Linked DNA regions of Homo sapiens: region 2 is linked to region 1. Evidence: read pairs that join two places in POLR2A ChIA-PET (ENCODE). Cell type or tissue: GM12878. All regions are shown on one strand. Links, peaks and the distances in the headings refer to the core of each region. The heading gives the core; the rest is flanking DNA.

Region 1 (16,241 bases), core at 2,823-10,822:
ATCGTTCCACATTCGATCAAAAAGCAGAAGACTTCCTTTAATTCTATTTCACATTCAATTAAAAAAATTAAAGGAATGAAGTGAGGCTTTCCTGAGCAGCTGAAAATAAAAATCATTCCTGTGGATACTCTTTAGTTACCAGCGTACTAATTAACGTAAGTACCATTAACTCCATCGCAAACTTGGAAAGACAAAGACATTTTAATTGCAGCTACAAAGAATCAATAAATTAATTTTAAAGTCACATTGTATAAACCTGGCCTTCCTATATGGGTAGCATCCCTGCATGATAAAATCACTGAGTAGAATCTCAGAATCCAGAATTTGCTCTGGAAGAGAATCTAGAGAAGATCAAGTCTCTAGACATGGGTGGGTAATGCAAATACTTCGGCAAAGGTCTGTGTGGCATTTGTTTTCACTCAGCTTTTTACTTGTGCCAATTCTTCCACCAGACAACTTCTCAGAAGTACTTCTGTCCCTCCAGGTAAATTGTTTACAACCTGATCTAGTCACATGTGTCTCTGGAAGGAGGAGGGTTACATACGTACATATCTCTTTAATATCTCCTCTCGTTCCTTCTGGTCCTCCAGGGAGTTGACAGACAGGTCAGAGATGCTGACTGTGGCTGATGCTGTCAGAGTGACCAGCAGCACCAGGTGTCCCTCACCCTCTTCCAGCTGCAACTCCAGCTTGTGCGTCTGTTCCCTACTGAGGGCTGACAGGTCGACCTGGCACCTAGAGACAAATGTTTTGAATCAGCAAGTGGCTTTTTTTTTTTTTTTGCCATATCAAACAGCTGTTCAGAGTTCTATGAAACATAAATCAATAGAAATATTATTTGGACCATTGGAAGAATACATCTTTCAAGTCAGCTGACTTTCTTCACAAAATTCAGACCCTCATTATCGTAGGGTCTGTAACTGTTTATTTCCTGTAAGATACAAAAAAATATGTTAATCTGAAATTCTATTATTACCCACTGTCACGGTATTCATAAAGTGGTAAGGACTTCCTATCTCTAGGTGGCCTAAGGAATTAGGTCACTGGGGCTTTGCTTATAGAAAAAATGATGTGTGCCATCTAGAGAGACCAACTACCAAAATTCTGAATTTTTGTGTTACCTTTAAAAAATGGATGTTTTCCCCTCATTCGTAAATGTTATTAAGCAGTGAATAGAATATGTACCATTGTGATGCCATACATTTTACATTTTTTAAAACCATGCCAATATATTCATAGTACTCTGTATAAACCGAAATAAAAACATATAAATCTCCTGAAAACATAATAGCTCAAGTGTTAGGCACCTGAGTTGTGCTAAGAGGGGATTTCTAATGTGGCAGTGCCTGCTCTGTATGCCACTCTCTCAGAGCTAATACCCTGAAAACGCTTTTCATAAAAATGTCAGTTGATTTTGAAGAGAAAGGTAATATGGTGACCACAAGGCTAATAAACGGAGAGAAAGGTGGCAGGCATGAGTGAAAGGCATTTAAAATAGGAAATAGCCAATTATAAGAATAAATGTGGTAACCTACCATAAACTGCGTGGTCAGAGACAGATTAAATTCTTGCTCTTTCTTATTCCTCACTCTATTTGGTATTTATGGTTTTGCTTTTAAACTAAACTCCTATGGACAGTGTTTCAAAGCTTGTAGTTGAGTTCAAACATCTCTTTAGCAAGAGTGATTGCAGATATTGAACTGAAGTCCAATATTTCAATAGGCCTTTTATTTTTGCCTACTGGTTAATATGAGGGATGTCTGGGACTAGACACGAATGGGAGGAAGAGGAATATTGATGTAAGAAAGGAAAACAATAAGCAATGCCCTGGTCAGTAGCAGAAAGTCCGTGTGTACTTAAATGCTAACTCCTGAGAAATTGAGAGATTACAGTCTGTACAAGTCTGGAAAACATCTTCCTGAAGTTAGAATGTATGTCAAATAACTGCATTCCAAGGTACTCTCATGCTGTCTCCTCAAACTCTGAAGGGTGAAAAAACATATCACATCCCTTATCTCATATTTAAATTTTAATTGGAATTAAGTTCTTATCAATAATACCTGGAACAAACTGAGGTTAAAAATTTTCACAGTGGAAAACAACCATTCAAACATATTCTCTAATGAAAAAAAAGGTATTATCTTTAGAGATCTTTCCAGCACCTGACACACTGCTGGGCCCATAGTTTGTTGAATGCAAATAACTCTGGCTTGGATAGGGAGTATAATACTAGAGAATTGACGAGAGACTATAATTCAGACAATATTTTTGGTTGGGTACAGTTGGAACCAAGAAAAGTCTTTCACTCACTTTTTTTTTTCTTTTTTTTCCCACTCACTTTGATCATGCATTTCCCGGTCCCTTCCTTTTTTATATAATGCTGCAGCACTAAAACGCATTGATGTCTTCTGAAGGATTTTCTTCTATGCCCATTACCACTTTGTACTGATCATATAGATGCTGGTTCCTCTTAATTTATATTAGTCATTGCATTTAATGCTTTACAGGTGGGGAAACTGCTCTCAAGATTATATAAATTAGGCTTTGCAAGCTGGCAATTTTCAGATGGAATCTGATTCACAGATTTGTTGTTTTGCTTGTGCTAAAAAAGTTTTGAATATAAATATTTTTAAATACAGGGTAAATGTCCTCTGAATTAGTTACTGTTCCCCATACTGGCCTATTTCACTTAATTACACTACCTTGCTCTAGTAGGCAGAAGGATTTGTGATTCTTGCAGTCTCCTTAATTTACCAATGAGAAAACTGAGGGCCAGGGAGGGTACATGATGGAGGGGAGACATACAGTTAGTTATTAGCAGAGCCCACCTGAACCTGGGACTCTGGAATCCAGGATCTAGGCTTTTCTCCACCACTCTATCTTTAAGTAACCATGCATCCCAGGAAGAAGCACTGTTAGCAGTGCTTCTCAAAGTGGGTAATATCTGGACTTTTTTTTAAATTTTAATTTTTTCGAGACCAGGTCTTACTCTGTTGCCTAGGCTGGAGTGCAGTGGTGCGATCATGATCATGGCTCACTGCAGCATTGACCTCACAAGCTTGGGTGATTCTTCCCACTTCAGCCTCCAGGTAGCTGGGACTACGGGTGCGTGCCACCAGGCCTGGCTAATTTTTTTTTTTTTTTTGTATTTTTTGTAGAGATGGGGTTTTGTCATGTTGCCCAGGCTGCTCTTGAACTCCTGGGCTCAAGCAATCCACCTGGCTCGGCATTCTAAAGTGCTGAACAAGCCACCACACCCAGCCCTGGACTTTTTGAGACAGAGTCTCATACTATCGCCCAGGCTGGAGTGCAGTGGCGCGATCTCAACTCACCGTAACCTCTGTCTCCTGGGTTCAAGCAATTCTCGTGCCTCAGCCTCCCAAATAACTGGGATTACAGGTGCCCACCACCATGCTCAGTGGATTTTTCTTTTTTCATATTTTTAGTAGAGATAGGGTTTCACCATGTTGACCATGCTAGTCTCAAACTCCTGACCTCAAATGATCCGCCCACCTTGGCCTCCCAAAGTGCTGGGATTACAGGCATGAGCCACTGCACCCAGCCGACTTTTTCCCCCAAACTTTTATTTTAGGTTTTGGTGGGCACATGTGCAGGTTTGTAATATACATAAACTCTCCTGTCACAGGGTCTTGTTGTACAGATTATTTTGTAACCCAGGTGCTAAGCCTAGTACTCAATAGTTACTTTTTCTGATCTTCTCCCTCCTCCCAAACTCTGCCCTCAAGGAGGCCCCAGTGTCGTTCCCCTCTTTGTGCCTGGACTTATTTTTAACAGAAAGAATTATCTCAGTTTCCAAGTATGAAAATATGTTATTTTTATGCTTTAAAAATATATATAAACCAGAGAAGAAGGCTGTAAGTTATTGTTCTTATAAGATGATTAAGAAAAATTTATAAATTGAATTTTGAAACTATGAAACTAATAAATTTAAATTAACAATATAAATGTATAGGGAATATTATGCTTTTCTGTAACAATTAAAATTTCAGTATTGGGTGTACTCATAGAAATAGTTTATCTCAGGTCCTGTGCTATATTCAGTGTTTCAGAATTTTGACTTTAATAATTCCAATGTAGAGAATGCCCATTTTCATAAATATATCAGCCAAGAAAGTATTTAATGACTTCAAGGTTCTTTGTGCTAGTTAAGGTTATTTGGATCTCTTATTTATCTAAATATTCTACTCGAGAGTAAGATGCCATTTTAAATGAAGTGTCACCTGTAACTAAGCAAAGTTTTCTTGTTGGCTTGAGGATAAACTTAAAGCTTTACTGATGGGTATCAAATCATATTGTTGCTGGCGTTGGCTGAGGAAAAAGCATTTGCTACCCCCTCATAACTTTTGAACAAATATGTTCAAGGATGGAACTCTTCCAACATAGTCTGGTGCAATGTGAATACAGTACTAACTGCTATGGGGTAGATTCTTCTATATTTGGCTCACCTGTACTGTTATGTCCTGAACAAAGGGAGGTTTCACTACTGTTTGAATATAGAAGTAAGAAGTGGTCATCCAGGTGGTTCAGGATAGGTATACAGTAATGGTTTTATATTGTTACCAAGATAAAAATGCAAAATTTAAAAAGCATCAAAACAAATTTATGAATTCCAAAAATATGTTCACAGATACATACACAGAGAAAAGTCCCGGGTTTGGGAGTCAGATTCCCTTGGTTCTAGACCTCAGTCTTACATTAATTAGTCATGTGACCTCTTTCAAGATAACTTATCCTCTTGGATTTCAGTTTTCTCATCTGCAGATGAACTTTAAATTCTCAAACCCTCAAATTCCACAATTTGTTGTAACTGTATGTTTACATTTGCTGCATCTTCCTTTCTTTGCAATTCCACAAATCAAAAAGCTAAGAGAACAAAATTATCTTATAGGCAATGAAATAGTATTCCTCAGATGTATTGCTAAAAAAACTTGAATGTTGGTGTAAGAAGGCATCTCATCTCATCTAATTTCAAATTGTATTGCAAAGAGCAGTAGGGTGTGCCACTATGGGTGGCAGTGTGAGAAAAAGGGGTATAGACTGACTATCCTCTTTGGTTCACAGAGCAGCTCTCCTGACATCTGTTTTATACTGATGGTTCTATATGTGTGGTTTGAAAACTTACATGACACAGCTTATATAGCTCCCTAGGCTCTCCTGGAGCCATGGTCTCCTGAGTCCTCAGCTGTTCGCTTTGCCTCAGCTGCTCCTTTGGCTATGCCTCCCCAAAGGGCTGCTCTTCATCCCAAACCCATGACCAACTGACTGTGCTTGGGTCCTCATGGGTCTCCCACCTAGGGCTGGCTGATCTTTCACTGTCCCAAATGAGCTAGGCACTCCCCATTTCTGCCAAGGTGCATCCAGGCCTAGCCGCCATATACTTTTGAGTTTCTGGCTTCTAAAGCCACTTCTGCACTTCGATAGGAAGCCACACTGTGAAGATTGTATCTGGCTCCCAGATCAACTGCCAAGGAAGCTGCATGAAACAATGCAGAAGTTATCTCCTTGTAGGGTGAACTGTGATCAATGTAATAGGAGATGGGAAGACAATGTCCCACACCTCTTCCCTTTCACAAACTGTTCCAAAACATAATTCTCCATATGGCCTGTGCACATGTGGCCATATGGATGCACCTGCTAAGCAACCAGCTATATCTCTGAAATACCAGAAACAGTGACCAATCCATGAATATATTTCCTTGCATTTCTTCCTAGTATTCCCTGCCTCATGTTCTTTCTTTCTCACTCTCACTGTCTGGGATGGTACCTCCTAATAAAGCACCAGCACTCAATCATTGCCTCGTGCTCCATTTTTCTTGAGAAACTGGCTTAAGGCAAAAACCATTGCTACAGTCCAACCCTCTCTGTATGGATGTCTACAACACAAACTTGACCATGTCCCTCCCTGGCTTTGCACTATTTACGAGATATCCTTAGCTAGTCAACAGTACCCTCCATGACTTACCATCAGCTTATGTGTCACTTGCTGATGCATTCTCACTTACAACTTATCATTCCAGAAGCCTTATAATCCTCCCAACATCCATGCTAGAACGCACCTGTTTCTTTATGTTTGGACAAGGCATGCCCTCAGCCTGAGATGATGTATCTCATTTTTGCATGGCTAATTTTTTACCAATTCTCATTGAAATAACTTGCAGCTGTCTTTCTTAATATCCTGAAATGCCTCAAGGGCAGGAACAATATCTTATTCTCAGCACGTGGCACACCAACTGGAACATAGCTGGTGCACTGTAAGTATTAAAGTACTATGGACAAGGAAATGGAGGCTCAATAATTTATCCTTGGTGACAATGCTTGACAGTGGCAGAGCCAGTGCTAGTGTGTAATGTGCTCATTCTACCACTTCTATATTGTCTCCTAGAAAGTGGTTTGACTTCTCCCCAATACTCATTTCACTCACTCATTAATTAATTCTTTCATTAACTATTCATTAAGTGCTTATGTCTCAGGTCCTTTTAGATTTGGAGATTCAGCCCCTTCTAAACCTTCAGGTTTCTCAGATCCTTACTTCAGAATGAGCACAGATTCTGTGTTACTTTGAAGAAAGTTATTTGGCATCAGAGTCCATGGCTGGGGGTTCAGAAAACAGAAATTTTAATAAATCCTGATTATTCATTAGTATTGTGATATTAAGAAAGTCACTTAAACTCTTTGTACTTCAGCTTTCCTCATTTATTGAATGGAAATTTTTAAAAAAATGCCTTCTCTTTGCAGAGAATTGTAAGAACACAGGAATCATGGATGAAAAAGTACTTTGAAAAGTTGAAAGTGCTATGTAAATGTATTATCTAGTTATACTATCACATTTGCCTTAATTTGATATTTGAAAATTCAAGTGATCTGCATCAAATTCAACTCATCAATTAATGAATCAACAGAATAACAAGAACAGACTCAAATCTAAAACAGATTTTTGTATTAGTCTGTTCTGACGCTGCTAATAAAGACACACCCAACACTGGGTAATTTATATAGGAAACAGGTTTAATTGACTCACAGTTCCACACGGCTGGGGAGGCCTCACAATCATGGCAGAAGGCGAATGAGGAGCAAAGTTATGCCTTCTAAGGTGGCAGGCAAGAGGGCATGTTCAGGGGAACTCCCCTTTATAAAACCATCAGATCTCATGAGTCTAATTCACTATCACAAGCACACCATGGGAAAGACCCACCCCATGATTCAATCACCTTCCACCCGGGTCCCTCCCACACAATGGAAATTATGGGAGCTACAGTTCAAGATGAGATTTGGGTGGGGACACAGAGACAAACCAAATCAATTTTAGAGTTACTTTCCCTCATTCTACAAATGCTTCCTAGTATTCCCTGACTCATGTTCTTTCTCTCTCACTCCCACTGTCTGGGATGGTACCTCAGAGAGTGAGAAAAATAAGACTTAGAAAAATTAAGTGATGGCAAGAACTTGAACCATGTTTCCTGACTTCCATATCAGAGCTTGAAGTTCTCTGCATTAAAAAAAAAAAACTATATACATTTGAACTATTTAATCATGTGAAAGGAATATTCATCATCTTTATGGGGTGATGTTATCCTCTAAAAGTTCAAGGAGAAAAATCTCAGTGTTCTGATCACCGTTTTTCTCCCCTGCCTTTCCATCTGCTGTCTCTGAACCAGTGACTCATAACATTCCTTTCTAGATGAAACAGTCTTGTGATTAGCACCCTGGGTGTGTTCGTATGAGTCCCGTGGGGGTACAGAAAGTACATGTTAGAACTATTTGCAATTATTTTTTAACGTAAAAATAAGACAGAAATGAAGCCTCATCAGTCTCTAATACATGAACACAGGTGGCTCATACATCACATAGGCCTCAAGTATTTTGAGGGAGGCATAGGAGCTTCATGGCTAACACGAAGGGGTCAACAGTGGCACCCTTTGGGGCTCACTCGCCTTTCCTGAATTGCAGTTCATACATGCCCTATTAAGTGGATTTAGAGATTATATAATCTAATTTTTAACTAAACTAATCCTCACAAAATGGACAATTGGCTTTAAAAGATCCCACCAAAGGAACTGTGGATAGAAGATAACACTAATTGAACAAGCACAAGTGAACAGCAATGATAAACAAGAATCTGCCGAGCCGACACTTCTACCCTACTTGAGCTCTATGTCAGCCACGATATAGCTCACAAAGCAGTGGTACTAGAATCAGATCCGGCAAGAGATCTGCCAAAACAATCCAAAATTATCAAGAGGAAATTTATATCTGCTCTCTTTAATATATACTTCTAAGTATATATTATGCCTTAAAGTACTAACTAATGAGATTTTGAAGCCATCATGATTGGCAGAACATTGAAACATAAAACACTCAGAATGGGAAGACATGCCTCTATGAGAGGGGGTTTTAAAAAGCACAATTTTACATAATTTTTAGCAAATTGAATAATACATGTATGAAGCTTTTTGAGATTTCTTAATATATGAGAACTACTTTACATTTGCATAATATAACATCTTATATTATAAATTGATATAATATATGACTCTTTGAAATGTTTGCATTAAAAAGATTCAATATGTAGCTGCTGAAGTGTTTTCAAGTTCCATGACTATGCAGAAGTTTTTACTCTATCTCTGACATCACAAAATGCTAAATGCTGTTATTGCCTTTCTGTTGTTAGAAGTTGTCACTGTTCAACTCTCTCTGGGGAGATTGATTTACCTGGGTATACTTCTGCAAACTTCTATAATTCCCTATTCATTGACTTGAAGGTAAACTACACACTATACATACAGCAGTGTATGGTAACTGTCTTTGAGAACTTTGCCAATTATTTTTAAAATATTACAATGAGTACAGCCTTTCTGAGAAAATCTTCAGAAGAACAAACAGTAACTCATGAAAGAAAAGGGATTAAAATCCTAATATATTTTGTTTAGGTTGAGTTTATGAAAAACCAAGACGAAAATCAACGACAAACTCCATTCTTTATTTAAATATTGCCTATCTCCCTAATGAACTATTTCACTCAATCATTAGTAAAAAAAAATAGTAAAATACAATGTTTTTTTTAAACTCTCTTCAGTTTAGAATTTTCTGACTAGCTGTCCTTGTGCTTTCAGATTAATAATGCAGTAGGATTTCTCCTGCTCTTATTTATGTAGAAAGTAAAGGAAGCATTGTAGTTTTGGTGTCACAGATAAAAAACATTCCAAATCAGAATCTATGGAGTGTCAAATGCTCAAATGTATTGACTTTCAACATTAAGAAAACATTAGTTTGGTTTTTATCCAAAGTCAAAGGCTATTTTCCTCATTTGCCACATGAAACTTGAACACACATTTGTGTTCATCTAAACAGTTCACATTCTCTTCTCTTCAGCATTAGAGAGAGCCATAGATTTATTTTTATGGCTGTAGATTTTGAAAGCATTTGTTCTTCACCCAGAACTTACCAATTCAGAATATATTTTTCTTATCATATACCATTAATAAGAATTTCGTTAAAATTAAGCCCTTGACTCAAGCGTACATTGGTAGCATTTAGTTGTCATGGGTAGCACCAAATGCCTAGGCCCTGAGAACAATGCAACGAAGTCAGTAGCAATTCACCAACCTAAAATATATGTACCCCAAATCAACGCCACTTTAAAGATAAACAAGCATTTGGCACACTAATAAATAATGCTGTAAATCTTGCTATATTGGATTGCAAATAACTCCAACTGAATAAAATTGCATGACACAGGATTTACTTATTCTGCACATTCATAAAAACAACTTGTTCCCTGACAGCACTCATTCTTGGCAATTTACCACAGCTGTCAGCAGCCAATTTGTTCAGATTACTGCTCTGCATAAAAGTGTAACAATCATGGGGATTTATTAGCTGATTATCGTAAAGGGGGCAGTCCGTCTTGCCTGCCAAAATGCAGGTGATCAGAAAGTTAAATAATTACATGCAGATTAACATTATTTCACCTTCACTTGAAATTTGTAGTTCAGTGACAGGTAAAATTTGTTGTTCAAACTTGCAATATGGTGTGCATCACCTAAGTTAGTTTACCGAGTACTTGGCATTTTACTGAGCACTCCATGGCTCCAGGACAACATGCTGAATACAAGAGTGTGATGAAATAAGCATGGACTTTAGATTGATCTGGATTTGAGCCTCAGATCAATCACTCCACTGGCTGAGCAACCTCTTAACTGCCCTCAGCCTCACTATTTGCATCTGCAAAATTGGTATAATATGAACCACCCCTGCTACCCCAGAGTGTAAAGCTAATGTGTATAATAGGGCCCTGCAGGTTGTAAAGCATTATTATTATTGTTTCTTTCCATTTATGGTAAATTTACTTTTGTGTAAAGTTTTACAACCAGACAGCTCCGTAGATATCATGATGATGAAAAGTTATAGTAAGTGTCTTGGTAAATGTATAGCCTACTTTTCCCCCAAATATGGCCATTTATTATTACTGAAGTATAAAGATTATTCAGACACTTTTATACTTTAACTAATTCATTCTTCTCTTTTGCATTATATTCAATTACCTTTCCACAGTTACACTGAAACTTTCTTACCTTCAACTAAGTCATGTTGTTCTAATTGCCTTTCCATTAATGCCTGGTGTCAGATCAGCATTTGTCTGACAAAGAGCCATAATTTCCAGTGTTAAATCAAGCTTCAGGGATTTATATTCAAACCCAGGAAATATTTACTGAGTGCTTGGTGCCAGATACTTGTTTAGGTATGGAGTATGTTGCAGTGAACAAAACACTCAAAAAATCCCTGCCCTCGTGGAGCTTACATTCTAATGAGGGAAAATAAATGATAACATAAATAAGATGCATAGTTTGCCATATGGTGGTTGCTTTAATGGAGAAAAACAGAGCAGAATAGAGGAATGGAATGCCAAGAAAAGCAGGTTCAATTTTAAATAGGCTTGGTATGGACGCCTCCCTGATGAGACATTGGTGCACAGATCTAAAGAAGATGAAGAAGCAAGGCAGGTGAGTGGATCCCTGAAGAAAGTTAGATAGAGGGAAAGGTCCTGAGGTGGGAGGGTGTCTGGTATGCCTTGAGGAACAGCAAAGAGGCCAGCTGGCTGAAAGTGAATGAAGGACGGGGATAGGCAGAATAGCAGAAGTTCATAGTAGACAAGCAACAAGGCCAGATTGTGCAAAGTCTTATAGGCCACTGAAGGGACTGTGGCTGTCCCTAGATTATGATGCAAAACAATTAAAGGATTTGGAACAGAGGAGTTAAGTTACTTTATTTTTGTTTTAAAAATATTACTCTGGCTGCTAATTGGAAACAGACTGTTGTGGGAGGGGAGGTGTGGAAGGAAGAACAGGAGGCTGTTGCTACTGTCCATATGAAAGCTGATGGTGGCTTTGACCACAATGATAATGATAGAGATGATGAGCGGTCGAGAATCCTCAATATGTTTTGAAGAAAAATTATCAGGTTGCTGATTGATTTGATGAGAGTGAGAGAAAGAAAGGAATCAAACATGGTTCCACGATTTTTGGTGTTAGCAACAAACAAGAGAAGGCTGAAGGAGGAGCAGATGTGTGGGACTGAAGGTTAGAAGTTTAGCTTTGCACATTCTAAATTGGAGAAATCTATTAGACTTTCAAATAGTGATATCAAGTAGGCAGTGCAATATAGGAATCTGGAATGCAGAGAAGAGTTATGGAGTGGAGCTGGACTCTTGTGAATCAATGAAGTCACCATGGGAGCCAGTATAGATGAAGAAGATGCCCAAAGAGTGAGCTCCGAGGCTTTCCAGAACTACAACATGAGGGGATGAGGAAAAACCTGCAAAGGAGACAAGAAAGAGCATGCAGTGAGGTAAGAAAAAAACAAGGAGCATGCGGTGTCCTGGAAGGCAAGCGAAAAATGTGTTTTAAGGTAAGGAAGGGGTCAGCTAAATCCAGTACTGCTGCTGGGTCAGGTTAGACGAAGGTTGAAAACTGGTCATTGAATTGAACAATGTGGTGGGCTTGGGGGACATTGACAGGAGTAGTTTTGGTGGCTTGTTGGGGGCAAATGCCTGACTATATTAGTTCAAGTAAGAATGGAAGTGGGGGCTGGGCGCAGTGGCTCACACCTGTTAATCCCAGCACTTTGGGAGGCCGAGGATGGTGGATTGCTTGAGCTCAGGTCTTCAAGAACAGCCTTGGCAGCATGGCAAAACGCTGCCTCTACCAAAAATACAAAAATTAGCCGGGCATGGTGGTGCATGCTTGTGGTCCCAGCTACTCAGGAGGCTGAGGTGGGAGGATCGCTTGAGCCCAGGAGGTGGAGGTTGCAGTGAGCCGAGGTCGCACCACTGCACTCCAGCCTGGGCGACAGATCGAGACCCTGTCTCAAAAACAAAAACAAGAATGGAAGTGGGTAATGTTCAGTACTAAAATAGTTTTAACTCTTTGACACTCCAGATTTGCAAGTGGCTCTTTCATTCATAGCCAGTCTTATTTTTATTAAATATAATGAAACAAACTCTGTTATTGAGTTTGCATTTACAAAATATATTTTAAAAAATCATTATATATGACCAAAAATGGAAAGTAAAATAGACAATTATAAACCATAGCATAATAAACTAGTCTATATAGATAATGTAATCCATACAAATGTTCTCAAATTTGGGACTCAGCTCAGACAGTACCCTTAAAAAATGTTACTAGCCATTGAAGGAATAGTATTACCCTCCATGGCCAACTTTAAACTTACTCACAAGCCTCCAGCAAATTCCTAGAATAGTCTCTACTTTCAAAATTAACAGACACAGAATGTTGCAGTGAGAGCTTGCAAAAAAGGACAGATGATTATGATGACAGTTTTATTACTGTTACTTCACCCTGAATACTCAAATTTAATTGGAAAGTAAGTCAATTGTCTTTGAAACTATTCTAGGAATTAAGTAATTCTATTATAATCTGTATTATCTCCACTGTTTCCATGCAAGCTTCAAATAAATAAAGAAACACAACTTGCCTGATACTTAGGTATAATAACATGTTGCTTTTCAGCGGCAAGATGCTTTTAAAGAGCAATTTAACAAGCGTCAAGTTAGAGACCTGGAATTTTCAGTGCCATCTGGATATCAAAAAGATTTGAAATGATGATGCATCATAGTTATTTCCCTTTTCTGCAAAAGGCAACCTTGCTAATTTAGGAGTGTGCAGCATGTTTCTATTGTCCATCTTTCAGTATCTCAAAATCTAACACTCATTCCTTTCATTGTGTAAACCAGTATAAACCACTACTCCAGAGCTGTCTTGTCTATACCTGTGCTCATTTCACTCTAAAACTTTTGGGCTTAAATTGCTCTCATAGGCAATTAAGTTTGGTATATGACCGAAAATAGACTTCTCTTTTTCAAGCTTCCACAGATACCTGGAATAATCCCTATGATCTTCTACCCAGCAATTTGTACTGTTTTCTCAAAAATTAGCCAAAATATGAAAACCCTTTAGAAACAAAGTGAAGTGAGATAGTTAGGTCCACCTTTCTGTCAACCATGTCTGCCCTTGAAGAACTCATAATGTTATTAAGTGAGGAAAAGAAAATGATCAGTCCCAATTGGCCTGAGAAATTTTCACAGTTTTTAAATTGGAAAATTCTTACCAAAGGAAAAAAATATAAAAGAACATCTGTCATTATACGAAAAAAAAAATAGAGAGAAGAAGGGATATGAAGGAATGTAATGTATACCTAGAAATACAGGTAGCCAGAATATTTACAGCATAATCTCCATTATTTTACCAAGATAAGAGAGTTTGAATACAAAGAAATAAGGTTGAAGTAGCAAGTTACACATGCCCATCATTCTGATTATCTTGTGGTCACCAAATATAACTAATATTATTATAACCAAAGAAAATGAACTAATCATTCGAGGAATAGCTACTTAGCACCTTCTCGAAAGAGCTCATAGCCTATTGAGGGAGACAGAATCTTAGATATATAATTATAATGAAATGCATTTAATGTATTAACAGATGTGGTATATCCCAAAGAGAACAAGATAAAACTTTAGGAAAACTCTGAAAATAGTGTTTTAATTAAGGGAAAAAATGTGCAATAAAGGCCTGTGCTTTAAAAAGGCTTGAAATGTAATGTAGTATTAGATTACGGTGGTGTTTTCCAAGCTCACTTTACAAGTAAAATAGTAAAGGCTACCTGAAGCTCATCTTTGACCTCTCACTATATAATCCTATGAAGAAAATGATATATATATAACTGCATCATAAAAAAAATCAAGAGATAAATATGTTGGATTGGATTCCTGTTCTTACTTTTCTGGAGTATAATTTATTTTACTCTTAGTATGTATAAATTTTCTTCAAGCTGTATGTTTAAAGACTTGGAATTTCATGTAAGCTACAGTGAGGAAAGAATTTTTTTTTAATTTAAAAAATTAACAAATTCTTCAGTACACCACACTTTATTTCAATATTGGCAGGTTTCAATGTGTTTTGCTACAAAGACACATATATAACTATCAAAAAATATAAACATAGGCTTTAAATTAAGAAAACATATGATTCAAGTAGTCACTCAAAATAACCTTAACTTTGTGAAAAATGTCATGTAAGCCTCAGAATACTCCTTTCTTTACTGTGCTATCAGATTAACATGGATCTGCCTCACTTACATGCTTCCTACACTAATACTTGGGAACTCTTTACAGATTTATGAACTCCAAGGAGATTACAAGCATTCTCTACCTTGTAGGGCGTTGTAGAAAATAATGCATTTTACGGTGATAGTATGCTTTATGAAAATAAATATTATCTTAGATCACTTTACAGACTATGAATATGGTCTTTGTTCCTTTATGTATCTTATATCAGATGAAATTCCTCTTTCTCAACTCCCATAACTTTGACATCTGGAGAAAATTCATGGATATCAAATTCAGATAGCCTGTGTCCATCAACTGGTCAAAACCGCCACCTACTGGTCAGTTTTTGAATCTATTTTTCAGTTCATCCAAGCATTGCCTTACCATGGTAAAGTCCCTTTCTTCAAAACAGTAAAGATCATTTACAATAACCAGGCTTACAGCAAATATTCTTTTAATAAAAATGCTCTAGGAGTGAACCAAAAATTACAAATTGCACAAACCTGCCAATGAAATCATCCCTTTTCCCAGCATCTTTGTCCCATGCAGTGATATCAATGACTCCTCCTCTTTCTTCATAAAGGTGAAAATCAAATTGTTCCCTCCACTGAGGATTCAACGTTTTTGGCATAATCTGGAAAAAAAAATCATAATTGTCATATTGCTAGCAGCTTTTTAAAAAAAACTTCAACCTGAGACACTAAATCAAACTTTTGGTACTATAGTATCTAGAAAAGCACGCTGTGTGCTATTTGAAAAAAAGATTACAGAAATAATGGAAATAACTCATTAGATCTCCAGCATCTTTACTGAATAGTACATGAATGGACCTCAATGGATGTGTCCTGAAAATCACAAGACATTCTTTGATTATTTTAAATAACAGATAAGATATATAAATTATATAGAAGAGGTAATAATCTATGAAAGAAATAGCTCACTCGGATACTAGCAATATTTTACATAATCATAGTTAATGCATTAAGATATAACTCATAGCCAGTCAGTCATCTCAAAATAAAGGAGAATGAGGATTTTCAGAGTTTGTTTTTTTCTTACTTGCCATACACATTGGAATCCTGACTTGAGTACATGAAAAACAGACAATGAATTTCTGTGAGAGCAGGAGAAAAACGCAAGTAGCTTTTGGGTAGTCAGGCAAACTTTTATCTTAGACTTATAGCACTGATGTAGTATCTCATGTTATAGATGGATAAGCTGAGACCTAGAGTTTAAGTGACACACCTACGGTCAGTATGTTTTAGTATCTAGACACTAACTCAAAGTCTTTGATTAAAGCTTCGGGACTCTTCCCCCAAAACCATATGCCAAAAATGTCTGTGAAATAATAAATGAATATATGAGTATATATGTATGTATACATGTATATATGTATGAGTATATACATATGTATATGCATGTATACATATATGTATGTGTGCATACATATATGTATATATACATATATGTGTATACATATATGTATGTATGTATATATACACATATGTGGATATACTCTTTGTGTTGCATATACAAGAAAGATATCTGAAATGTAATTCTGTAACTTCAAGTATTCAGATAAGTCATCCTGTAT
Region 2 (16,241 bases), core at 4,545-12,544, 1.6 Mb before region 1:
TTTCTTTATTTTTCATGTTCTTATAGTAATCAACTGATTCTAATTTTACTCGGTATATTAACCTAAAAACATTCTGATTTTTCTTTGCCTTAATATTTTAGTGATTCTTACCCCCACGATGCTTTTATAAATGGGTATACACAAAGGTCACACCATTTTTTGGAGGGCTTGTGATTTATTTTTAAAATAGAGAACAACTATACAGGAGGATAAAAAAGGAAAAAGTTGGGATCAGGGAAACATCTTTAATTGTAACAACATGATCAGAGCTGTAATGCTGTCGCTTTGGGTTTCTAGCTATCACTACCTGTTTGTTCTTGTGGTCATGTTCTGATTTGTTCCCAGAACCTATTGTTGGAAAATTATCTATCCCTAAGGAGATTTGGATCTGAGAACTATGTCTCTGAACATTGATAATCACCTCTGCTAATTATTAAGACAGTGTATTTGTTTTCTATGGCTGCTATAACAAGTTACCACAAATGTAGTGTCTTAAAACAACACAGATTTATTATGTTATGTTTCCGGAAGGCAGAAGTTCAAAATGAGATTCACTGGGTTAAAAATCAATGTGCCAGTAGGGCTGTGTTCCTTCTAGAGGCTGCAGAGGAGAATTTGTTTCCTTGCCTTTTCCAGCTCCTAGAAGCCACCCACGCTGTCTTTGGTTCATGATCCCCCTTCTCCATCTTCAAAGCCAGGAATGTCAGGCCGAGTTCTTCTCATGCTGCCATTTCTCTGGTTCTTTCTTCCAACCCCCACTTGCACTTTTAAGAATATATGTAATGACAGTGGCCCACCTAGAATAACACAGGATAATCTTTCCATCTGAGGTAGCTGGTTAGCAACATTAATTCCATCTGAAATTCTAACTCCGCTTTGCCATTGTCTTAGCCATTTCAGGCTGCTATTACAAGAAACCTTAGACCTGTAATTTATAAACAATAAGAAATTTATTGTTCATAGTTCTGGAGGCTGGAAAGTCCAAGGTCAAGGCCCCAGCAGCTTCAGTGTCTGCTGAGGGCTGGTTTCTCATAGATGGCACTTTCGATGTGACCTCATATGATCTCACATGATGGAAGGGGTAAACAGGCCCCTTCAAGCCTCTTTTATAAGGGTATTAGTCCCATTCATGAGGGTGGAGTTCTTATTACCTAATCATCTGTCTAATGTCCCCCACCCTCAATACCATCACCTTAGAAGTTAGGTTTCAACATATGAATTTTGAAGAGGCACCAGCATTCAGACCATAGCAGCCATGTAACCTAACATGCAGGTCCTTGGGTTAGGACATGGACATCTTTGGGGAGCCATTATTCTGCCTACCACAAGCAGTAAACAATTACCTAGCATTATTTTCACAACATCAGCTGTGATGCTCCCTGGAAAGCAATGTACATCTCATGGGACACCTGACTCTGGCAACCCTCTTAATCATTAACAATTAGCACAGAAATATGTGCTCATGAGGAGAGGCATCCTCCCTGCCACTGCAACACTTTTGCCATTGAGCTGCCCCATGGGAACCTCAGCATCATGACATGATGCTGACTCACATGAGAAGTTGGGGGTATCATGAAAGTCTGAAAACCAGAGAAGAGGATCTTCAGGAAGAGCAAGAGCTCAGTACCCGTGCCTCCCATTTTCAGAAGCTACCTGGAAACTAGTGACTCTCCCAATAGATAATACCTAAAATCCCACTGTACTCATTAGCGTAAAGACAAAGCAAATGTAAGAGGTTTTTTCCTAAGATAGAAGTTTAGATCTCTCTGACAAAACAGTGCACCCAATCTCAGCTGATAGGAAAATTCTGATCACGATACCACTCATCAGCCCAGACTCATGCCAAGCTGATGTTGCTACATCATCATTGTCCTCATCTGCTTGGTTACAGTGGGGTTGCCTCCAAATCTGTTTCCACCCCACAGGAATAATAAACAGAGGAAGTTTATAGTGAACAATTTCTTTTTCAGTAAATGAGGCAGTGGTTGCACAAATCACCTCCCTTTATATTCAAGACTTCATCACATGGACACACCCAGCTGTAAGAGAGACAGAGAAACATAGTCTCTAGCTAGGCAGCCATGTGTACTGGAAGAAGAGAAGACAGGATTTAGGTAACAGCCAACACTGCGTCACACACCATTCCTAAGATTTAGCAAAATTACCTGAAGTACTAAGTTTCTTATTACTATACATATTGAGTTGCCCAGGGTTTGTTATTTTGCTTGTAGTGGTCTGCACTGTCATTCCTACAGATATCCAAACACCAGCCTACCTGTGTCTTCCTAACACTCCATAATTAGTCACCTTCCTGACTCGGAAATTGCTCCAGCCTGCCTGGACTTTTTCTCCTATCCAATAAAAGCAAACATTCTCTGAAGTTCAATCCTTGCACAACTTCTCTTCCTACCTGTTCTGTCTCTGAGATCTCATCCATTCTCATTGATTCTTTTATCACCTACTTGAGGGTGAGGTTATTTTTATACCTAAAGAGACCAAGTGAGTGCCTTTAATCTTCACAACATCCTAAGAGATAAGTAATATTCTCATTTTCCAGTTGGGTCCACTGAGGCTCACAGATGAAGTTGACTACCAAGGACACGTAGGTCCTAAATATCTATAAAATAAAATGATGGAGTTTAAAACATGTCTCTCTACCTTTAGTTTACTAGAGATGATGAAGGTACTCTGGAGAAAAATATACCTCAGAAAACAGGCCAAAAGGAAAAAGATTCTGAGGAAGAACAAATTGATACCAAGTGACTGGCAAATAGGGAAAAAAAAAAAAGAGAGAGAGATGAAAGAATGTCTGCAGCCGGGCGTTGTGGCCCATGCCTGTAATCCCAGCACTTTAGAAGGCCAAGGCAGGTGGATCACTTGAGGTCAGGAGTTGAGACCAGCCTGGCCAACATGGTGAGACCCCATCTCTACTAAAAATACAAAAATTAGCCAGGCGTTGGTGGCACGTGCCTGTAATCCCAGCTACTCAGGAGGCTGAGGCAGGAGAATCACTTGAATCTGGGAGGCAGAGGTTGCAGTGAGCCGAGATCACACCACGGCCCTCCAGCCTGGGTGACAGAGCGAGACTCTGTCTCGAAAAAAGAAAGAAAGAAATGTCTGCAAGTATGATATTTTCCACTAGATGATGATTCCAGGCCTTCTGAAGAGGAAATAGCATGTACGGCAGGACACTCTCTTGCTACATGTAGGTGAGAAGCTGCCAGCACTGCTGGACCCCATCTAAGTGTGTTAAATCTTTAAGAAGCAGACAATGCAGTCAAAGGAAACAGAGAATGCAGGTATGCCTGATGATGCCAGCATCCTTGGTGGACACCTGAAGGGACTAGGAGGAAATGGCAGTTTCCCATTCAGAACTTCCCAGTCAGAACTCATGCTATGGAAGAAAAGGGGTCTAGCAGAAGCGAACAATGGCCTCCAGCAACTCACTAAACCACACTGGCCTTAGGTTCTTTTTTTTCTTTTTTATACTTTAAGTTCTAGGGTACATGTGCACAACGTGCAGGTTTGTTACATATGTATACATGTGCCATGTTGGTGTGCTGCACCCATTAACTCGTCATTTACATTAAGCATATCTCCTAATGCTATCCCCCCACCTCCCCCAACCCCACAACAGGCCCCAGTGTGTGATGTTCCCCGCCCTGTGTCCAAGTGTTCTCATTTTTCAATTCCCAACTATGAGTGAGAACATGCAGTGTTTAGTTTTTTGTCCTTGCGATAGTTTGCTGAGAATGATGGTTTCCAGCTTCATCCATGTCCCTACAAAGGACATGAACTCATCCTTTTTTATGGCTGCATAGTATTCCATGGTGTATATATGCCACATTTTCTTAATCCCGTCCATCATTGATGGATACTTGGGTTAGTTCCAAGTCTTTGCTATTGTGAATAGTGCCACTATAAACATACGTGTGCATGTGTCTTTATAGTAGCATGATTTATAATCCTTTGGGTATATCCCCAGTAATGGGATGGCTGGGTCAAATGGTATTTCTAGTTCTAGATCCTTGAGGAATCACCACACTGTCTTCCACAATGGCTGAACTAGTTTACAGTCCCACAAACAGTGTAAAAGTGTTCCTATTTCTCCACATCCTCTCCAGCACCTGTTGTTTCCTGACTTTTTAATGATCGCCATTCTAACTGGTGTGAGATGGTGTCTCATTGTGGTTTTGATTTGCATTCCTCTGATGGCGAGTGATGATGAGCATTTTTTCACATGTCTGTTGGCTTCATAAACGTCTTCTTTTGAGAAGCATCTGTTCTTTACCTCCAAAGACTAAACCAGGAAGAAGTTGAATCTCTGAATAGACCAATAACAGGCTCTGAAATTGAGGCAATAGTTAATAGCTTACCAACCAAAAAAAGTCCTGGACCAGACAGATTCACAGCCGAATTCTACCAGAGCTACAAAGAGGAGCTGGTACCATTCCTTCTGAAAGTGTTCCAATCAATAGAAAAAGAGGGAATCCTCCCTAACTCATTTTATGAGGCCAGCATCATCCTGATACCAAAGCCTGGCAGAGACACAACAAAAAAAGAGAATTTTAGACCAATATCCCTGATGAACATCGATGCGAAAATCCTCAATAAACTACTGACAAACTGAATCCAGCAGCACATCAAAAAGCTTATCCACCATGATCAAGTGGGCTTCATCCCTGGGATGCAAGGCTGCTTCAACATAGGCCTTAGGTTCTTAACTACAAAATGAGGCCAAACATGTACCTAGGCTTTGAAGTCCATTGCGCTCTGGGAGTCTGTAGATCTTCAGTCCAAAACGAGTAGGACGTTTGTCTGAACCCTGGTGTATGATGATTCATGATAAGGGACAAAAATCAGACTCAAAAAGGTTAAGATGCTGATCAAGAGAACAATAGCTGACATGTTGAAGTAGGGGCAGGGCATGAGGGGAAATAAGGGAATACCTAAATCCAACCACAGCCCAGTAAACTGGTGTGACCTTGAATATCAGAGGGATCATGCACGAAAAACATAAAAGGAAGAGCAAAACGAGCTGAAGAACAGAACATTGTTTTAAGAATATTGTCAAGATGAATAAATCCAATGCTCTTTAGTATCCTAAAATAGACTAAATGCAACTAAAGAAAACCACATGGAGGCTGACCCACCTGAGTGCAAGTATCAGCATTGGCTGGAATCTTCTCACTACCATAGATCACCCTCCCACCATCAGAGCATCTAGGGTATCAAGCACAGCCTCATACCACTGAATAATGTGCATTTGCCTGCTATTCATCCTTTATTGGGAACCAGCCCCAGAGCTGAGATACTTCTTCCCCAATTTGAGTCCCAGCTCTCCTAGTTTCCTCTCCTTCTCCATCACGCTCACATTACATGATGTGAAAACAAGAAGGAAATTTCCTACAGTAAAAGTTACCCAGAAAATGAAATTTTCTCCCTCGTAGGGCAGCCAGCTCCCATATCATTGGAGATGCCCACGGAGGACACTGAGTGGAAGAATGGGCTCCCTGTGACAACACAGTGGTGGATACCACTTACTGAGCACAGTCTTCTTGTGTATCACTTAATACACATCAACACTACCTCTCCAAAGCTAGTGCTATTATCTCCATTTTACAGATAAAATCAAAACTAAAAAAGGTTACTAGCTTTACCCAGCAAGGAAAGTTATCTAGCTTAACAACATGCCCCTGAGAGCCTAGCTCCCAAGCCACACAGCTCCTTGCACCCTCACACAAATACACACAACAGCCTATGGGAGCCCAGGAGAGGCTCTCCCCAGGCTGGCATCATTCCAAGGCTCAAGAATGAGTGCCAATGGTTGTTTAAACGACAAGATTATTTTCAATGGAGATGTTACCACAAGAAAGCAAACTCCTATCTAAGGGCTTGCATTTTCACCTTCTGCATGCCTATGGACACCAAAATAAAGCAAACGAGACTTTGTTTTTAACATTTATTTAAGGTCTGCCTGTGCCAGATATTTCATGCACATTTTTCTCATTACTGGTTGATAACCCCATGAAGCAATCGGGGCTGAAAGCAGAAGCCACTGCTGAAAATTACCCAGAACACCCCGAGGCTCCATGCCTGCCTCCCTGGCCCCAATGCACATGGTGTTTCCACCACTCTGTGCTGCCCGGGAACTACATACGAACCCTTGCAGAATTTGTTTTTCAGGAATTTGGAAAATATCAAGGTTGAATCTGCCTCTTTTCTGAGCTCTTTATTTCCCCATCTAAACATTTCCTCTACAGCATCTTTCCTTTCACTGGCCAAAATATGGTCTTGAAATTTATTCTATCGCTAGTCATATGTATTGAGTAAAGTGCTGCATCCAGTTATAAAGGAGAGCCCTTAATTTTAAAAGCAGACAATAGAGTATTTTATCCTTCTCTTATTTTCTTTTTTTTTTTTTTTTTTTGAGACGGAGTCTCGCTCTGTCGCCCAGGCCGGACTGCGGACTGCAGTGGCGCAATCTCGGCTCACTGCAAGCTCCGCCTCCCGGGTTCACGCCATTCTCCTGCCTCAGCCTCCCGAGTAGCTGGGACTACAGGCGCCCGCCACCGCGCCCGGCTAATTTTTTGTATTTTTAGTAGAGACGGGGTTTCACCTTGTTAGCCAGGATGGTCTCGATCTCCTGACCTCATGATCCACCCGCCTCGGCCTCCCAAAGTGCTGGGATTACAGGCGTGAGCCACCGCGCCCGGCCCCTTCTCTTATTTTCAAAGAGCAAAATTTAAATTCTTTTTTTTTTTTTTTTGGCTTTCCTTTAAAAGTGTTGGATATTTGTTTCCCCACCGCAGCCCCCTGGATTGAAGGAGTTACTCTTTGAAGGCAACAAGCCTGTAGGCTGAGTTAATGATTAGACCCACATCCTTGCCCAAAAGGAAACTAAATCAGAACAAGATCAACCAGAGAAGGCTGAAGAAAATTAATAGGTGGCCAAAAACCTTATAAAAAGAAAACATGGGAAGTTTGCTGCAGAAAGGCAGCCTCTGGCAGCCACTGTCAGAGTGGGAAGAAACACAAAATATCCTGTCCCTCCCCTTTCTTTGTCGAAGTGCTCATTTGTCCTTTCTCCGCTATTTCATAAGCATTTACATCAATTTTCACAGGCTTTCAGCTCCAATTTAGATGGTAGTTCCTCAACAACAGAATGAAGATCTCCAATGTCTTCTTCATCCTTCCACAGCACTCTGTACACAAGGTGGTTTTCAATAAATATTTTCAGGCCAGGCACGGTGGTGATGCACACCTGTAGTCCCAGCTACTTAGGCTGATGCAGGAGGAAACTTGAGCCCAGGAGTTCCAGGCTTCAGTGAGCGATGATCACACCACTGCACTCCAGCTAGGGTGGCAGACTGAGACCCTGAATCTAAAAATAAAAATTAAAAAATAAAAAATAGAGTCAATAAATATTTTCGAACTCAGATATAAGAAGTATGAGTAAAAATCCTTGGATGAAATATGCAATTTTTTTCTTTCTTCTAAAGTCCAGACAGAAAATAACTGTCTGTTGGTTTCAATTCTGAGCTGAGCTCAGCTGAGGATGCTGACTGCATGGCCCCACTGCGTAGGAGGCACTCCAGACCTGGGTGTCCCTCTCAGGTGCTTAAGACCTAGCTCCCACCACCTCCCCTACAAAGAGGCCAACAACAGTGCATGTCCTTTTAAGCCTAGAGTGCGTTTTCTCAAAGCTGCATATCTTGTCAAAATTGTTTGCCCACATCACTGCAATCTGTGTGCAGGGAAGCCTGAAACAAGTCCGTGTTGGGAAAGCAACAGAAAGTACAAGAGGTTCTGAAATTCATAAGCCTGGGAAAGCAGTGATTCAGAGAGAAACTGCTCTTCTCGGTTCTTCCAAATTGAAAAGCACTCGAGGCAAAAGAGCAGCTGCTGCCTCTCTGGGCTGGTTGGTATTGACCTTACTTGACCTTTTACCTGCTGTTTGATTTGGGCCTCCAGCTAGACCAGGAAAGTACAGCTCCCCGTTCCTGGCACCCCCATGACCAAGTTTGCCTTACACATCTCTCCTCCTTTCCGCAGGAGTACACCCGGGAAGCCACATGGCAGAGAGACAGCCAGGAAGTCAGGTGAGAGGAGTTGCTTTACCAAAGAGTTAACCCCAAAGCAGTTATCCCAGCCCTACTTCCTTTCCCATTCCACTAATCTGCTCGCTTCTCATCCTTTACATTTTATAGTCTTCAGTTCCAATTACAGGTGATTAATAATTAAGTGATTGTTAATTCTTTTCTACCTTCTGGAAGTCATGATAATTTGAACAATGATGATACAGTCATAGCCTGAAAGAGAAGGAGGGAAGAATATCACAGAGTTTTCTTTCCTGTGTAAAAGTGATAGTATCTGCAAATGAAATGGGTGTTTATTCATGGTCTTAAGTCTATAAACATTTTATTTTATTTCAAATTGCTTTTTCTTCCTTATTTCTCAGGTTCCCTCCATATTCTCAAACCACTGGGAGGAGAAAAAAATCAACATTGCCATTGAGGGGTTGTGAGCTTCCTTAACTCCAGCTATTCAACTTACATATTTACTTGTCAGTAAATTCAAATTCAAATAAGCCTATAGTTACTGGGTAGAAGAAAGTGTGCCCCATCACTCAAAGTACTCATGATGTGTGAAACATTTTAAAGACCAATTGAGCTAATATATGTTTTCACTTTGACCCAGAGTAAGTTGAGCCAGTCATTAATGGATGACATGCGGTTAAAGCCAACCCAAAAGATCTGAGTCAAAGAATGTTCTTCTTTGACGTTGCTCTTGACTTCTCAGAGTTTGTATAACTAAATCCTTCATGAAAAACAGTGACTCTGCATGATGTGTATGTATGTACAGCCACGTGAAGAGTGCCAAGAATATTCCTATTTTAAAACAATTCTAAGAACTGGCAAGTAGAGAAACCTTCACTAACCATCTCCACCCCACACCAATTACTCTCTTTGTATTCCTTCAAAGTCATTTGAACTACATTATCCTATTTGTATTGGCTGCTCCATTTTCCCTAACATAAGTTTTATATATACAGCTGGATTTTAAGCCCCTTAAAGAGGAGCCCTTTCTTTACGGTAGACACTCAACAGACACTTGGGAATATACAAGTGAACAAATGCCTAATTCAGACAAAGTCCCATTTATAAGGACTAATGAAGCTTTCTTTCTCCTACCTACCTCCTTCCCTCCTACCAACAATGTTCTTTGGAATTCCAAGGTTCTGCAAGCCTGGGAGAATGTGTTTGTGCAGACATCCAAGTTCACTCCATAGCAGGGATCTAGGCAAGGATCAGGTAAACCTGAAGGGCACCCTCCTTCACCCTTCTTCTTGGCATGTGTTGACTAATTAGTGGTCAGTAACAAATGAATGCCTAGCTTGGATCCCTTTTGTAAATACTGTTACCACTGTGTAAAGCTTGCAGCACTTCGGAACTGACAAATGGATGATGATGTTTGTGAGCAAATAGATATTGTACTATTAATGATATAACTTGGAAACAAATATTTTCTATTAGTTCTCTTAAGCTCCCCAGTCAGTTTCATTGAAGAGTATTCTGAGATTGCAAAACAAACCACTTCTGTGTAAACCAATATTTTCTTGATACAGTATGGAGCAAGCAAAATAAAAAGGCAGAAATAAATTGGATTTTGCTATACGGCTGCCACTGTCACTCAGAGTCCTGGCTTTCAGATTTTTGATTTGTCACATAACAGCTTTATTGTTATCATTGACTAGCTGTAAAATAAGGAAAACATTAATTTAAATATTTTTAGCTGTATATTCAAGTTTTGTCGAAGATTTTATTTTTTTAACATCACTTTTTTAAAAAAAAATTAAACTGCTAGAATAAACCATCAATAGTGAAGGCAACGAGATCTCTCTCAGGAACTCACAGTGTTTTTAAGCAATCCACACATTTCATTTATTTATAGTCATTCAACAAATATTTTCCAGCACCTAAACAATGCCTGATGCAGCTCTAAATGCTGGGAAAATAACTGTGAATACGAGAATCAAATTCCTGACTGTGTTCTAGAGAACTGATACAGGTTATACAGTATTTGCTTTCTAACTTCTTTTTTTTTTTTTTTTTTTTTTGAGATGGAGTCTCACTCTGTCGCCCAGGCAGGAGTGCAGTGGCGTGATCTCGGCTCAGTGCAAGCTCCACCTCCTGGGTTCACACCATTCTCCTGCCTCAGCCTCCCGAGTACCTGGGACTACAGGCGCCCACCACCACGCCCAGCTAATTTTTTGTATTTTTAGTACAGACGGTGTTTCACCGTGTTAGCCAGGATGGTTTCGATCTCCTGACCTTGTGATCCGCCCACCTTAGCCTCCCAAAGTGCTGGGATTACAGGCGTGAGCCACCGCACCCAGCCTTGCTTTATAACTTCTTAAAATAACTGTGGTGAGGATGTTTTGTCCTATATTTCAGCGTGCCAGGGAATACTGAGAAAATGAACTTTGTGAGCTGAAATATTACACAAATTAATTTACTCATTCATAAAAGACCACATGAATTATAATATGACTCATGCAGATGAAAGCTTCTCTTGCTAAGGTAAATGTTCCCAGTCCCTTCCCCCATTCTTCACAAAATCTAGTTTCCAGGCCCCTCACAAGCCTGTTTCCGTCTTCCTGGTGCTTTCTGGTTTTGTTTTGTTTTGTTTTTTTTTGAGACGAAGTCTTGCTCTGTCACCCAGGCTGGAGTGCAGTGGCGCTATCTCGGCTCACTGCAACCTCCGCCTCCTGGGTTTGTGCCATTCTCCTGCCTCAGCCTCCCGAGTAGCTGGGACTACAGGTGCCCGCCACCACTCCCGGCTAATTTTTTGTATTTTTAGTAGAGACAGGGTTTCACCATGTTAGCCAGGATGGTCTCGATCTCCTGACCTCATGATCCACCCCCCTCGGTCTCCCAAAGTGCTGGGATTACAGGCATGAGCCACTGTGCCCGGCCACTTTCTGGTTTGTTTATGGCCATGTGTAAGATGGCTGACAGTACTAGGGGAAAAACTCCAGAACTAGTTTAAGCATTTATTGCAGGAGCCACAAGTAACTATATCTCAATCCAGATAAATCTAGAACAATGGCTTTTTTCCTTATTCTGTCCATTGCTATTGGCTGGATGAATCACATGATGGCAAAATTCTGGAATCTGATGTTCTCTGACTGGGCAAGGGAGAATGGCATTGCCCGACCGGTGCTGCAGACCATGAAAGAAAGCTGGCATTTTTTCATTCTTCTCTGAAGTGCAGAATGCACAGAGGCCTAATCATTCGATTCAATTCAGTCACCCAGCAAATATAACATTAATATAACACTGATATAATATAACATTAATAACTCTTAAATACGAAACTGAGCCTGGATTCTGTTGTCAAGAAACTTACATGTAGTAGCATAGTTTACAGAGTCTGCTGAGATGTTAGTCATGAACCTACATAATAAAAACCAGACAGAAAGGTCAGGGGCCAGCCCAGTGCCATGAGGAAACAGGATAGAAGACCAGTCTCTAGCAAGGACTCTGGACCAGAACCCTGGGTTTTGAGCTGTGTGCAGGGCGAGTTGTTTAACGTGTTAGAGCCTGATACCTCATGTGAAAAATCCAGATGACAAAACAATGCTTTTCTTTTTCGTGTGTTTGTTTGTTTGTTTGTTTGTTTATTATACTTTAAGTTCTAAGGTACATGTGCACAACGTGCAGGTTTGTTACATATGTATACATGTGCCATGTTGGTGTGCTGCACCCATTAACTCATCTTTTACATTAGGTATATCTCCTAATGCTATCCCTCCCCCTTCTCCTGACCCCACAGCAGGCCCTTGTGTGTGATGTTCCCCACCCTGTGTCCAAGTGTTCTCATTGTTCAGTTCCCACCTAGAGTGAGAACATGCAGTGTTTGGTTTTCTGTCCTTTCTATAGTTTGCTGAGAATGATGGTTTCCAGCTTCATGCATGTCCCTACAAAGGACATGAACTCATCCTTTTTTATGGCTGCATAGTATTCCATGGTGTATATGTGCCACATTTTCTTAATCCAGTCTATCACTGATGGACATTTGGGTTGGTTCCAAGTCTCTGCTATTGTGAATAGTGCTGCAATAAACATACGTGTGTATGATGTGTCTTTATAGCAGCATGATTTATAATCCTTTGGGCATATACCCAATAATGGGATGGCTTTTCTCATAAGGCTGTGTGAGAGTTAAATGAATGAGAACAGACACCGTGCCTGGCACAAAGCCCTCATGAAATGGTGGCTGTGAGTCCTGGGATGCATCAGGCAGCTGCCTGGGCACTCTAGACTCAGGGTGTTGGCCCCGAGGAAGCCACTGTTTCCTCATTCCTGTCCACGTGACTTTCCCCAAACAAACATTGAGAAGCACACTAAATGGTGGGAGGGACAGTAAAAATATTTACTAATGGTCCCAAGCACTAGGTTCACACTAAAAGGTTGACATTTTATTTCTTTTCCTCAGTCACCAGTACCAGTGTATCAATTAAAGGGAGAAACTAGCTCCAGCTACTGGACTGTCTCAGGGCCCATGTGGTCTTTGTCTGTTTTACAAATTCCCCCAAATTCTTTTTGAAAATGGATGAGACTATAATTCATTTTTAATGTGAAGAAGAATTGAGAGAAATGCTGAAGTCTCTTAGGTGACATAAAAATTGAAAATGTTCCATAAAAAGGATCCACTTAAATGTCTGACTTGTAAAAGTAAATGTCGTTTTAAAATTTTTCATTTGTCACACTCCATAAGGTGTCTGTCTCCTGCCTGCCATGCTGCTGCAGGTCCCTCCCTGTGATGGCTGCAGTGCGGGGAGACCGTGGCTAATGGTGCTTCGGACGGTGTGCTGCTGCCTGTGGACAAATCTGCCTCACCCCTCAACTCCACTTCCAGTTCCCCAAACTGGCTACTCCAAGAAGTTTCCGTCCACCTGCTGCACATTGTAGCTACCAAGAGAGGGACGTGGCCAAGGTCACGCGGTCAGGTAGAAGCAGAGCGAGCACCAGACTCCTTTCTCCTGAGGACTCCTAGTCCGGTGCTCACTCCACTCAACCAGGCTTGCATCAAGATGCACCAGAGACAATGCCCCGGCGCTGACTTTTAGCACATAAGTCTTAGGTCAAAATCCTGAAAAACTTCTCAGAGATGGAAATCTTTTGGCCCCAGAACCTCTAAGAGTTCTGTGCAAGTATCCTTCACTCTGCAACTCCAACAGGACTCAGCCACAGACTCCTGAATTAGTGCCAAGCCCGCATGGCCAGAATACCTGTGGGAGCCAGCCCTGCCCTGGTGACAACAGCCGACTTCTTGCTCCTTCAGGCCGACCAGCTCTCTTGGAATTTCAGGAACCACCAACCCCAGGAGCGCGTGAACAGGCTGCTGGCACGGCGCACCGTCCGCTGCTCCGAGGTTCATGTCCCACGCTGAGTTGTGTTCACTCAAGTGCTGCCAAAGTTCTTCAAAGTATTTGCATGAAACTCTTCGTAAAACAAACCTGAAAATCCATTACCAGCAGTCACCAAATGCTGGCGCCTTGACGAATGGCCAAACTGCCAGCATCCGGGAAATGCCCTGTGCTGACAAGTGACTTGCAAAGGAGCCATTTATTTAGATGAGGCATGCACCCACCACGGCAGAGACACGTAGGGAAGTGCGAGGATCGATGAGGCTGCTAATTAAAGCAGAGGATCAATCCCCTGTGTTTAGAATGCGTTTGGAAATCCAGCGCTGTCGGCTCACTCAAGCTCTCTGAATCCATTATTGTAAAAAGGGTTCAAGGCTGCTGTAGACATCAGCTGACTAGGCCCCCTGCACCCCTGCTGGGAGCTGCACAGGGGACAGGCATTTGCTGAGGCATTGGCCAGAAAGGTTCTCGTGGCCCCACAGCTCATCCGCCCTGGCACTGAGGCGGTGACACCGCCCACCCTGAAACCCAAGAGGGGAACAGTTCGCCAAGTATCAGAATGCATTTATAAAAAATGAACTCTCCTGACAAAAATGCAGATGGAGATTTTAAAGCCATCACCTGAACAGATTAGGATGAAAAGTCACCTTAATAACAAAAATCTTTGGCAATTTGGGCTAAAATTCTGCAGAAACTCTGAAGGGGATTTTTTTAAAGATTTTTAATCATTTTTAATGAAAGCCACATCCCCCGCCCCTCACATTCACCTCTCCAGAAGACAGCCAAAGTAATGCCCTTAGCACATTTTAATATCATTTCGTATTTCTCCTTTCATTTACACTTTTAGTTTCAATGTTTTTATTGAAACAAAGAGTAGTCAGAAAACCTTTTGTTTCCAGGTTAATTCACAAACAAACTTTTGAACAACAGGGTTACAAATATAAAATATGCAGTATAGGTTTATATAAAATATATTTATATTAGTTGTTTAAATTGTGTGTATATATATATAAAACTATATATATAGGAATATATATATGTATTCCAATGTCTTTATAATATGAAGACACATATGTTTTCTATCACCTCTGAAGAAAAGTTAGGAAAGTCCAGAGGAATGAGATATATTCCCACCCTTTAATCTTCATATTAGTAGATGGGTTTGGGTAGTTAAGAGTTTGTAGAACATAAACCTACGCTCCCCACCTGCTCCTGCAGGCGAAAGTGTACTTAGCTCTCAGGCACAGTCTTCCCTTTATGGTAAAAAGGGTGTTTTATACCGTGTTGATGACTAATATTTCAAGTACATTTTGCAGACTCATTTTCCCAGCATTCTGTTGTTTCAGCTGTACCATTCATGCCACAATATTTTTATAGGCTCTGAGGCTGAAAAACATTCTCATCCAGGCAGGATGTATGAACCTCTTAGCTTTCTGATCTAAAAGCAGCATTTCAGGTTATCCTCCTGCAAAAGAAAACCACAGTCCTTATGCTGGCAGGTGAATGGGAGAGTGGAGATTTGAACAAGGATATGAAATATAGGTAATACTTCCATAGCACCTTATGGTGCAGCATATGTGCAACAGCTGCCTTTCTGCTCTGCTGAGATTCAATCAGTTTTTCCTACCTGGGGGTGGGGCACGGGGAGGCTTCCAGGAGAATCACAGGTAATACACAAGGAGCCCACATCCCTGTAAGGTGGCCATATTGCACATTAAGCATGGTGGACAAAAAGAGCAGGAGGTCTGGAATTAGCGACTTGAACTTGAACCCCAGTTCTGCTACCTACTACCGGTGCAGCCTAAGGCAGGTTACTTACATTCAAGTAGCTATAGCTTTCCAAAGTTACAGAATGGAGATAATGGCAGTTTTGAATCCTGGCTTTACCTGTTACATAATCTTGGACAAGTTTCTTAGCCTCTCCATATTTCAATATCCTATCCTGTAACATAGAAGTCTTCACAGTTCTTATCTTATAGGTGAGGAAAATGGTTAAGAAAGGTAAAGCTCTTAGTGCCGGCATGTTAAAACGGTGTTTCCAATGGTTTAGAAAATTGAAGCTGGAGAATATCCTCTAGGACAAGACGAAGAGAGATTAGAAAGAACAGAATTGGGACAAAGAGGGGAAACACTGAGCAAACACTGACGCCCTAAACCTTGAAAATGTTTGGACATAACTGGCTTCTGCAGAGTCCGAGCCTGTCACCCTGAATGAGATCTGCCAGTTAGAACAACTGGGTTCCCAGTACTTGACAACTGCTTCAGTTACAGTGTTTCTGCAATTGCTTCACTCACAGCTCTTTGAGAAACCCAGATGAATCTGTAGACATTGATCTAGAGAAACGGAGGAGAGAGAACTGGCTGAGATTGAGTGCTTACAAAAAAAAAATAATTTTAAAATTAATCATAGCATCAGAAAGAATATCCTAATTTTTATTAGCTGCCAGAAAGTTCACTAATAAGAACAATCCAGGAACTAATCAGGGGATATAAAGGCTATATTAGTATGTGACCATAAGAGCTATTAAGGCTCAGAGTCTAAGACCTCCTCTTAAATGGCTAAAATCCTCTATTTCGCTAAATTTTGAAGGGAGAACCAGGGAAAACCCAGAGAAACACAAGGCACCCCCATCTTGTTGATGCTCTCTGATCTCATCTGTGAGAAGGGAATATAGCACCGATAGCTAACTCTGCTAAAGAGACGAGCTCTCTGGGCAGTGGCCAAAGATTCCAATCTAAAAGGGACACAAAATCTCCCCGATATTTGCCAATCTCTGAAAATAAAATGGGAGGAGAAACATAGACA

What was found. ChIA-PET counts read pairs that join two places held together with the same protein. Peaks named below come from ENCODE experiments on the same cell type or tissue, not always from the same donor. Only the 100,000 strongest peaks of a DNase experiment are listed, where the experiment ranks them.
Region 2: POLR2A ChIA-PET joins it to region 1 with 5 read pairs; 1 of 35 experiments calls an interaction of 5 or more read pairs at or near these places.

Annotation. Positions count from the first base shown.
Region 1 is chr5:94,894,101-94,910,341 of GRCh38, forward strand. It overlaps MCTP1 (multiple C2 and transmembrane domain containing 1), which reads right to left. Exons shown (of 23, transcript NM_024717.7): 10 at 15,151-15,281; 11 at 549-735. Among named protein-coding and RNA genes, the nearest start is that of MCTP1-AS1, 76 kb to the right of the region's middle. In GM12878, for the core only: no CTCF peak of the experiment used is centred there; a DNase peak (open chromatin) is centred at 7,731.
Region 2 is chr5:93,335,034-93,351,274 of GRCh38, forward strand. No RefSeq gene overlaps it. Among named protein-coding and RNA genes, the nearest start is that of NR2F1-AS1, 240 kb to the right of the region's middle. In GM12878, for the core only: no CTCF peak of the experiment used is centred there; DNase peaks (open chromatin) are centred at 7,688 and 8,658; H3K4me3 peaks cover 793 bases; H3K27ac peaks cover 606 bases.